Linked DNA regions of Homo sapiens: region 1 is linked to region 2. A link is an interaction called in ENCODE POLR2A ChIA-PET data of the cell type or tissue named here. Cell type or tissue: OCI-LY7. All regions are shown on one strand. Links, peaks and the distances in the headings refer to the core of each region. The heading gives the core; the rest is flanking DNA.

The links. Peaks named below come from ENCODE experiments on the same cell type or tissue, not always from the same donor. Only the 100,000 strongest peaks of a DNase experiment are listed, where the experiment ranks them.
Region 1: POLR2A ChIA-PET joins it to region 2 with 5 read pairs; 6 of 35 experiments call an interaction of 5 or more read pairs at or near these places.

Annotation. Positions count from the first base shown.
Region 1 is chr19:7,855,826-7,861,185 of GRCh38, forward strand. It overlaps EVI5L (ecotropic viral integration site 5 like), which reads left to right. Exons shown (of 20, transcript NM_001159944.3): 11 at 190-243; 12 at 1,267-1,299; 13 at 2,366-2,506; 14 at 4,736-4,864. Among named protein-coding and RNA genes, the nearest start is that of PRR36, 16 kb to the right of the region's middle. RefSeq lists an enhancer at 1,492-2,277. In OCI-LY7, for the core only: no CTCF peak of the experiment used is centred there; a DNase peak (open chromatin) is centred at 2,496; H3K4me3 peaks cover 274 bases.
Region 2 is chr19:7,612,118-7,617,477 of GRCh38, forward strand. It overlaps CAMSAP3 (calmodulin regulated spectrin associated protein family member 3), which reads left to right. Exons shown (of 17, transcript NM_020902.2): 11 at 1-1,046; 12 at 3,066-3,205; 13 at 3,301-3,602; 14 at 4,406-4,505; 15 at 5,209-5,321. MIR6792 (microRNA 6792) reads left to right here and starts at 5,322; the gene lies at 5,322-5,360. In OCI-LY7, for the core only: no CTCF peak of the experiment used is centred there; no DNase peak of the experiment used is centred there.

The sequences.
Region 1 (5,360 bases), core at 221-5,220, 240 kb after region 2:
AAGCCAGTCTGAACAGGAATTGGCCCTGTTTTCTGAAATCGCTGACCCAGAACGTAAGATGCTGGCTGTGCCCTGCCCGGAAAAGTGGCCTGGCCCTAAGGGGACTGACCCCGGCAGTGGGTAAATGAGGGGTGCATGTAGACAGGCGTGGGGGGCGGGCTATGACGTGATCTCCCCCCACCCCCATAGAGACTTCGGACGGAGAACCGGCTCCTGAAACAGCGGATTGAAACCCTAGAGAAGGTGAGGGGCGTGGCCACTGTGAGGACATGGTCGCCATGGGGTGTGACCCACCATGCGGGGCATGGCCGCTAACCTGGGGTGGACTCCTCCAAGTCTTCTCCTCTCTGGAGGACTAAGCAGCCCTACCTTCCTGCCCCAGGACCCGACCTGAACCCGATTTGGAGTGCCCTGCAACTGGGGGCGACTCGTATGGTGATTAATCCTGGAGTGGGGGCGAGTTACAACCCAGTGGCCTGCAGCCACGGGAATCCATTTGTGTTCTGTGCCCTCCCCGGCTGCACAGACGGGGAGGGGTGAGGAGGAGGGAGAACTGCCACTTTGATGGACGAGCCCCGTAATTGGGCCACAAGCCACCCCACCCTGTAATTTGGAAGTCTTGCCCTCAAAAGAAAGGAAAGGAAACCCAGTGGAGGAGAAGCGTGGCGCCATGGTGGGGAGCCACAGCCCGGACTCTGCTCCCCAACATGCTAAAGATGGGGGTGGAATTGGGGGCTCACTGAGCCCCAGCCCCGGGAGCCCCCAATTCCTGCTCCTCACTCGTCCTCACTTGACCCTCCACTGGCCACAGGAAGTGGGTTGGCAGCCGGATTTGGTTGCCCTCACCCCAAAGCCTTGTTCTGCCTTAAAATTACAACGCACCCCCTCCTCTCCCACTCTCCAGGAGGTCCGCACGAAGCCAAAAGTCCCCCTGCCCCCCACAGTTTTTCCAGCCAGCAGCGGCCCGGCTGACCCTGGAGGGTGGGACAGTGGGTTTCCCAGCCCTGCGGCCTCCCCCACAGCCGCGGGCACCCCCGACCTCCCCGCTCACACCGAACCCCTCTCCAGGACGGAGCTGGCTCTAGCTTTGGTCTTCCTCCGGGTCCTCTCCTGCTGGTTCTCTGGTCTTCCCTCCTCTCTCCCCCGCTTCTAGAGATAGTCCACTGCGTTAGTGACAAGTGGTTCTTGTCTGTCTCCCCTCTCCTGTCCCCGCGCCTTCCGCTCTGCCTCCTCCCCCTGTCGCTGGGAACCCCCTTCGCCGGGTAGGAGAGCGCTGCTCTGGCTGATAGGTTAATCCAGGTACTGTAGCTTTTTATCCCCTCTCCGGATTCCTTCCTGGCCCCTTCCCTGCACCCTGCACATGACAGCCAGTAACCGCCTCTTCCCTGCCATTCTGCGGGCAGGCCTGGCGCCATGCATGGAGCAGCTGGGGACCGCTTCTGGGGGACACAGAGGCTTCCCGGGGGGGCGGGGCATGTGAAGTGGGGAGAAGGGTGTGTGTGGAGGGGCTGTGAGTGCGTTTGGGTGTGAATGTCCACATGCATGTACAGAAAGCTTCCTCCGGGCGACACAGGGTGGGGACCCAGGAGGGCTGGGGAACCTAAAACCATATTCACATAAGGCCCTGGTGTGTGCAGTGCTGCGGTCACACACACACACAACACATGCACACACACACACGCACACACACGCCCGGCCCTCACGCTGCTGCTCTCTGCTCCTACCTGCAATGCCTGCTACCACCTTCTCTAGCTCACCTGCTCCTGCTGCCACCTCATCTTGAATGGCTTTATCTGGAAGCTGCCACCCGCCACCTGGTGGCTTTGAGCCTGGAATGGGGGGCCCAAGTTGGGTAGGGGACAAAGATGAGGTGGGGGAAAAAAGGGGGTCTTAGCTCCAGGCAGGTGGAGGCCCCAGAGCCCAGGACTAGAGAAGATGCCGCTGGGAGAGGTGAATGCCCTGGGGAGCCCAGCCCTCTCCTGCCGGGGCCTCAGCTGTCCCCAGATCCTCACCCTCACCGGCAGAGTCTGGCATGAATAGGCACAGGTGGCCTCGCTGTGCCCCTGGATAAGGATCCCAACTGGGGCAGAGACTGAGAGCCAGAGTGGGGAAGGAGATGGAGCTTTCCAAGCCCAGGGCTAGCTCTGTTCCTCCCGGGCTCCTCCAGGTGTCCTATTCCTGCCTGTCACCCACCCACGTCCCCAGGCCCAGTGGGACGCTCATCCCAGGCTCTGAGTACGGGAGGCCCCCACCTCACTTCCCCCCACCTCCACTCTCTGGGCCTCCCCCTGTGGCGGGAGGCAGGGCCTTGGGTGGGAGCCGAGGGTCACGGCCTCCCCCTGCCCCCTGTCCTCGCTGTTCTCAGGGGCAAGTGACACGGGCGCAGGAGGCGGAGGAGAACTACGTCATCAAGCGGGAGCTGGCGGTGGTGCGGCAGCAGTGCAGCTCGGCGGCCGAGGACCTGCAGAAGGCACAGAGCACCATCCGGCAGCTACAGGAGCAGCAGGTAGGGGCGGGTGTGCGGGGCTGCTGGGCGGGGCCATGACCCGCGCCCCCGCCCCCGCCCAACGGTTTTCTTTCAGGGCTCATAATCTGCCCCGCCTCAGCACCTGGCCCTCCTGTTCCTTTCTGGGGTAAGGGGAACCCAGAGACAAGCGCAGATTCTCCCCCAGCAGCTCCACATTCTGAGACATCCTGATATCCATTTCTTGCCACCTCATAGTGTGTCTGCAGTATCTGACTTCCCAACCCCCAGCCTCAGCACGGAGGCCTCTGAAGACCGGGCTGTCCCTGCAGGGTTTCCTCTGTGTCACAGGCAGCAGACAGGGCTGTGACTCCTTACGGAGGCTCTTGCCTGTCCCCAGGGTCTGAAGGATTGTTAGGTGTCCCTGGGGGGCCAGCCATGGAGAATGGGAGCAGGGCAGTCCGGGACTGTTTGGGGAGCTCTGAGCCAGCAGGGTGGGGCTGAGGGGGCACCTTGAGTGTCTTGAGGGCCATGAACTTTGGGTCCCATGATGGGCAGGCCCATGAGTGGGGCCCCACCCCAAGATTTTCTTCTCCTGAAAGCTTTTAGAACTTAACTGCGACCTGGTGCAGTGGCTCACGCCTTAATCTCAGCACTTTGGGAGGCTGAGGCAGGTGGATCACCTGAGGTTAGGAGTTCGAGACCAGCCTGGCCAACATGATGAAGCCCCATCTCTAATAAAAATACAAAAATAAGCTGGGTATGGTGGTGCGCACCTGTAGTCCCAGCTACTCAGGAGGCTGAGGCAGGAGAATCACTTGAACCCGGGAGGTGGAGGTTGCAGTGAGCCAAGATGGCACCACCGCACTCCAGCCTGGGTGACAGAGCAAGACTCCATCTCAAAAAAAAAAAAAAAAAAAACTTAACTGCAGCTGCACTCAGCAGTTGGCCTTCCTGATCGCAGGGACCCCCAGTGGCTGCAGTCCTAAGCCCTGCAGGCCACAGGGACACATGCCCTGGAGGGGCCGGGAGCGACGCTGTAGGTCCCGCTGCCATCCTGGCCTGACCCAGCAGGGCCTGGCAGTGGGGTGTAGGTTGGAGAAACCATGGAGTGCTTGAGAAAGAAGAGCCATCCAATACAGAGGTGCCCCCTCCGCCCCCAGGCCCAGAGACTGTGGCTCAAGCCTTGGCCCAGGGATTCTAGCGGATCCACTGCTCCTGGGGAGAAGGAGAGCTTCACTGTTTCTCACTTGTCCCCATGAACCACATCCGTATGATGCTGGCGTTGTGGCCCTCAGAGTCTGTGAGCACTCTTGTCCCACCTTGCTCTGAGGCAGCATGGACATTAGGGAAACTGAGGCTGGGCTCATCCCACCCACTGCATGAGGCCGCCTTTCAGGCTCGTTAGAGAGACTCCACCAGCCACCCCTGAGCTCCAACCTTGGGGGGATGCAGAGATCGGGGAGGCCCAAGGCCACCTCCTCAGGCCCAAAGGGAGGCCACTGCAGGCAAGATGAGGTGGCCCAGAGGAGCCACATGGGGCCTGGAGGCCATCTGGGCCGAGGCAGAGCCACCGTCACACGTGGATCTCAGAGACCCACAGGAAGAGGATGGTGGCTGGGAGGGCTGAGGCAGTCCCCCAGAGAACTGTCCTGCCAGGCCACAAGGTCAGTGAGAGGGAGCCCGGCTCCCACCCCAGGGACCAGGTGTCCTTTTTCAGGTCCAGGTGGCAGTGTCCATCACTCCAGGGGCCCCCACTGGGGAACTTCTGAGAAGCCAGGGCATGGAGCAAGAGGGTGATACCCACAAACTCTTTCCTCATCCTTCCCTGATTTGAAATGGAGGGTGGGATGCAGAGGAGAGAGGTGGAAAGACAGGTGCACAGCCCCAGGCCTCTCCCCCACCCCCTGCCTCGCCCACCATGTGGCTGGAACGGTGACCACCCAGCAAGAACCCATCTCCCACCCTCACCAGTGATCCCGGAAAACCAGTCACTGGGGTCCCGCGGGGCATCCGAAGGCCAAGGCAAGTCACCTTTCAGAATGTCCCCTCTGTGCAGCCTTTCCAGGAAGGAAGCTGGACCGGGCCAGCTGCATGGATGCCAGGACCTCTAGGCCCTGAGCATCAGGGGGTCCAGCCCAGGACACCCCAAGCCTGGGCCCCTCTCCCTGCTGAAGGGCTCTGGGGAGGCGGGGAGAAGCCAGCAGGCATGGAGGCTGCCCATCCCCCAGCCATGGCCTGGGGCCCCACGCAGCTCTCTGCCTCCCCCAGGAGAACCCCCGCCTCACAGAAGACTTCGTGTCCCACCTGGAGACCGAGCTGGAGCAGTCGAGGCTGCGGGAGACGGAGACACTGGGGGCCCTTCGGGAGATGCAGGACAAGGTTCTCGACATGGAAAAGGTGCAATGGGGAGGCAGACGGGCAGGTGTCGGGGGGACCCTGGGGCACAGGAGGGGTCCTGGATAAGCTTTGGGAGTGACCCCAGGTCAGAATCCCCCACCCCCATGCACACACAACCATACATATGCACACACACAGCACAACCCCACGCGGGGCATGCCCACGCTCCTGTATGAGGCAAACTCCAGCAGCGTGGCAGCTTCTATGAGCTTCCCGGATACCTGCATCCCACCTGTGTGTGTTTCCCCCAGTACTGGGTTCCAGGAAGGAAGGGAGGAGAGAGGGGGATGGGGGAGGGGGACAGGAAGGAGAGAAAGGAAGGCCCAGGCCCATTGTGGCTGCCTCCCTACACATTCCCATGCAGACACCATCCCAGGGCTTCTGGGTTCCTCCCCAACTGCTCTCTGACTTGGCATCGACTCCACTCTCCCACGGAGCTCCCAGAGGAAGGAAAGCACCCAGGGACCCATTCACACATTCAGCAGGAGCCATTCCC
Region 2 (5,360 bases), core at 279-5,278:
CCCCATCCGAGGGGTCCCCGAAGGCGGTGGCTTCGTCCCCAGCAGCCACCAACTCCGAGGTGAAAATGACCAGCTTTGCAGAACGCAAGAAACAGCTGGTGAAGGCAGAGGCTGAGGCCGGAGCGGGGTCCCCCACGTCCACTCCGGCCCCGCCGGAGGCCCTGAGCTCGGAGATGAGTGAGCTCAGCGCCCGGCTGGAGGAGAAACGCAGAGCCATCGAGGCTCAGAAGCGACGGATTGAGGCCATATTCGCCAAGCACCGCCAGCGGCTGGGCAAAAGCGCCTTCCTGCAGGTGCAGCCGCGGGAAGCCTCTGGGGAGGCGGAAGCAGAGGCGGAGGAGGCCGATTCCGGTCCAGTCCCTGGTGGGGAGCGGCCCGCAGGCGAGGGCCAGGGTGAGCCAACCTCACGGCCCAAGGCAGTGACCTTCTCGCCAGACCTGGGCCCGGTGCCCCACGAGGGGCTGGGGGAATACAATCGAGCGGTCAGCAAGCTGAGTGCCGCCTTGAGCTCGCTGCAGCGGGACATGCAGAGGCTCACGGACCAGCAGCAGCGGCTCCTGGCCCCGCCCGAGGCCCCCGGATCCGCCCCACCACCTGCTGCGTGGGTCATCCCTGGCCCCACGACGGGGCCCAAAGCTGCATCCCCCAGCCCCGCCCGGCGAGTCCCGGCCACCCGGCGCAGCCCTGGGCCCGGGCCCAGCCAGTCACCCCGCAGCCCGAAACACACGCGGCCAGCGGAGCTGCGGCTGGCACCCTTGACCAGGGTGCTTACGCCACCCCACGACGTAGACAGCCTCCCCCACCTGCGCAAGTTCTCGCCGAGCCAGGTGCCCGTGCAGACGCGCTCTTCCATCCTCCTGGCGGAGGAGACGCCCCCCGAGGAGCCAGCCGCCCGGCCGGGCCTCATCGAGATCCCGCTGGGCAGCCTGGCAGATCCCGCCGCCGAGGACGAGGGAGACGGGAGCCCCGCTGGTGCTGAGGATTCCTTGGAGGAGGAGGCGTCTTCGGAGGGGGAGCCCCGGGTGGGGCTGGGGTTCTTCTACAAGGTGAGTCCCCGAGCAGGTGGCTGGAGGGTCCTGGGCCTGGGGCGGGGGCGGGTGGGGGCGGGGGGAGGTGGACAAACCCACTATTGGATGAATAGGGCTTTACTGAAGGATGGGTGGGCGGGTGGGGGATAGATGGGGAGCCAGGTATGAATGGACAGAACAGGTGTGAGTGGCTGGGTAAGGCCTCCATGGGTGGGAGAGGGGGGAAAGGGACATTTGCACGGTGGGGGGCAGGTATGTGGGGTGACAGGGGCCTCAGATGGGATTTGACCCTGTCTGTTGGGTAAGGACTTCCACAAGGGGCTGTGGGGGTGCAGTGGGGTGAGAGGTCCTCCCCCTGTGGCTTAATGAGTGAGGCCCTCGGGTATGTTTGGGGGTGAGGGGTTTCCAGTGGGGGCTGACCCAGTCATGTCCCTCCCAAACAAGGTATGGGTGGCCGGACAAGGGGGATAGATAGATGTGGGGAGGGGTGGAGAAACAGGGAGGAGTCATGGATAGACAGATGGATGAATGGCTGGTTGCATGGGTGGGTGGGTGATGGACAGATAGACGGACAGGACCAGGATCTTCAGCGCACCTCCTTGCTCATCCTCTCCTTCACCCCCTCGCCCCCAGCACGCTCCTACCACCCCTTTCCTGGCCCTGCCCTGTGTCCACTGTCTCTCCATTCCCATGGCTTTCCCAGCCGGGGACACCTAGGGTTACCTGACTGGCCTCTGCTGCCTGCCTCCATCCCGGGCCATTTTGCACTGAGTGGTCGGGGATTTTGACTGCTCCCCTTACCCTTGCTTTTAGAATGAAAGTCCTCCCCAGGGTGGCCGGGCGCAGTGGCTCATGCCTGTAATCCCAGCACTTTGGGAGGCCAAGGCAGGCGGATCATGAGGTCAGGAGATCGAGACCATCCTGGCTAACATGGTGAAACTCCGTCTCTACTAAAAATACAAAAAATTAGCTGGCGTGGTGGCGGGCGCATGTAGTCCCAGCTACTCAGGAGGCTGAGGCAGGAGAATGGCGTGAACCCAGGAGGTGGAGCTTGCAGTGGGCCTAGATCGTGCCACTGCACTCCAGCCTGGGCAACAGAGCGAGACTCCATCTCAAAAAAAAAAAAAAAAAAAAAAAAGTGAGCACAGCCCAAAGCCCTGGGGAGGACTTCCTTTTCATTTTTTTTTTTTGTTTTGTTTTCTTTTGTTTTTTGTTTTTTGAGACAGAGTCTCGCTCTGTGGCCCAGGCTGGAGTGCAGTGGCATGATCTCGGTTCACTGCAACCTCCACCTCCTGGGTTTAAGTGATTCTCTTGTCTCACCCTCCTGAGTAGCTGGGACTACAAGAGCATGCCACCACGCCCAGCTGATTTTTGCATTTTTAGTAGAGACAGGGTTTCTCCAGGCTGGTCTCGAACCCCTGACCTCAAGTGATCCACCTGCCTTGGCCTCCCAAACTGCTGGGATTACAGGTGTGAGCCACCGCGTCTGGCCTGTACTCACTTCTGACTTAGTCCTGCGCCACTGTCCTCAGCTCTGTGTCCCAGCCACACTGGCCCCCTTGTACTTCCGTGCCCCCCAGTAGGTTTGCTCCAGCCTCAGGGCCTCGGCACTAGCTGTCCCCTCTGCCTGGAACGCTCTGCTCTGTACGCCCACCTAGTTAAATCCTGATCATTCTACAGGGTACTTCCTCTGGGAAGCCTTCCTGGGTGTCTCCAGGCCAGGCCGGGGTCCTCCCGCAGTGTAGAGTGTCTGTGCCCAACACGAGCTTTTGCTGGCACTCACTGCTGTCTGCTGCTTTTGTCTTCCCCGTTGGGTTAAGCAGTGTGTGTGTGAGCGGCACCCAGTGTATCCCATCCCTGTTGTGTCCCAGTACTTAGTGTGGGGCTGTGCATACAGTAGGCACCAACTAAGTGCATTTAGAACAATGATGAAAACAAAAGCACAGGTGGGTGGCGGGCAGGCTGGGTGGAGGGAAGATGGGCCTCCAGCCATGTTGGGGGAGGGGGTGGCTGGCTGGACTCGGCGTCTGTCCCCAGGATGAAGACAAGCCTGAGGACGAGATGGCCCAAAAGCGGGCCAGCCTGCTGGAGCGGCAGCAGCGGCGAGCAGAGGAGGCGCGGCGGCGCAAGCAGTGGCAGGAGGTGGAGAAGGAACAGCGGAGGGAGGAGGCCGCGAGGTGAGGCCGGGCCTGCCCGGGACGCCCGCTCCTTGGCCTGTCTGCCACCGCGGACCCCGTGAGCGGTTCTGATGCCGATTCCCTGTGATCTGCAGGCTGGCCCAAGAGGAGGCCCCGGGCCCAGCCCCGCTTGTGTCCGCAGTCCCGATGGCGACTCCAGCCCCTGCTGCCCGGGCTCCAGCCGAGGAGGAGGTGGGCCCCCGGAAGGGGGACTTCACGCGGCAGGAGTACGAGCGCCGGGCCCAGCTGAAGCTGATGGACGACCTCGATAAGGTGCTGCGGCCCCGGGCTGCGGGGTCCGGGGGTCCAGGTCGGGGCGGGCGGAGGGCCACCCGGCCTCGCTCGGGTTGCTGTGACGACTCAGCCCTGGCACGAAGCCCAGCCCGCGGCCTGCTGGGTGAGGACCCTTGGGGGACGGGGCCTGCCCAGTGCCCTTTCCGGGGCTCACTGGGTGAGGCCCCCATGGGTAAGGGGGGAGGGGGAGGGAGATGTAAGCAGGGGTGCCGGGAGGGGGCGGGTATGTGGGGTGACAGGGGGCCTCAGGTGGGGTTGGACACTGTCTCTTGGGTAAAGACTTCCATAGGGGGCCGGGCGCGGTGGCTCACGCCTGTAATCCCAGCACTTTGGGAGGCTGAGGCGGGCGGATCACCTGAGGTCAGGAGTTTGAGACCAGCCTGGCCAACATGGTGAAAGCCCATCTCTATTAAAAATACAAAAATTAGCCGGGCATATGGCATGCCTGTAGTCCCAGCTACTTGGGAGACTGAGGCAGGAGAATCGCTTGAGCCTGGGAGGTGGAGGTTGCGGTGAGCCAAGATTGCACCACTGTACTCCAGCCTGGGCAACAGAGCGAGACTCCGTCTCAGAAATAAGACAAAAAAAAAAAAAAAAGACTTCCATAGGGATGTGGGGTGCAGTGGGATGAGGGGTCTTTCTTCTGTGGCTTCATGGATAGGAACCTTTGGGAGTATGTTTGGGGTGAGGCGTTGCCAGTAGGGGCTGACCCAGTGCTGCTCCCCACTTGCCTGCTGGGCAAAGCATCCTCCCTCATAGAGGGGTCCCCCCATAGGGGTGCTGCAGAGGGCCGAGGGGTCTTGGGCAGGACTGACTCCTCCTGTGTTCCCCCCACAGCCTGCTGGACCGGGTGTTGTGGAGGGCAGGGGCTTCTGGTGGGCACTGACCTGCAATCTCTGTCCCCAGGCTCTCGGCTGAGCAAAATCTATTCCCAGTCCACCCTGTCACTGTCCACTGTGGCCAACGAGGCCCACAATAACCTCGGGGTGAAGAGGCCCACGTCTCGGTGAGTTTAGCCCGCACAGGCGGGGTTCGTATGCCGGGTGGCTTCCCAGAGCCTGGGAGGTGTGTGGGCATCTGGGTGAACCTAGAGGGCGGTATGGCTCGAGTTTATGGATACGCCATGAAGAGATGGAGGGACGCGTGTGGGCACGTGTGCATGGGGCATAGTCTGTACCTGGCAGACAGGACTCAAGCATGTGCCTCAGTGCACTTGAGTGCCAGGTGTTCCTGTGGGAGGAGGACAGCACGGGGCACTGCATGGACTTGGGAGGGTGTGCAGTGTATACCGCCTCCTCTGCAGTGTGTGTGGCCCGCCTTTTTTTTTTTTTTTTTTTTTTTTGTTTTTTTGAGAGGGAGTCTTGCTGTGTCGCCCAGGCTGGAGTGCAGTGGCGCAATCTTGGCTCACGGCAACCTCCGCCCCCTGGGTGCAAGTGATTCTCGTGCCTCAGCCTCCTGAGTAGCTGGGGTTACCCGTGCCTGTAGAGACGGTGTTTCACCATGTTGGCCAGGCTGGCCTCGAACTCCCGACCTCAAGTGATCTGCCCGCTTTGGCCTCCCGAAGTGCTGGGATTACAGGCATGAGCCACGATGCCCAGCCGTGGCCCTTATTTTCCTTGGCCCCTCTGCACATAGGGAAGCTTCCCATCTCTGACCCCACCTCCATCCCATCCTGACCCCACCTCCATCCCATCCTTCTCCCACTGCAGGGCTCCCTCCCCGTCAGGTCTCATGTCCCCAAGCCGCCTGCCTGGAAGCCGCGAACGGGACTGGGAAAATGGCAGCAATGCCTCCTCCCCAGCGTCAGTGCCCGAGTACACAGGTAAGCAGGGGCTCTGGGTGATGTGAGGAGCAACAGGCA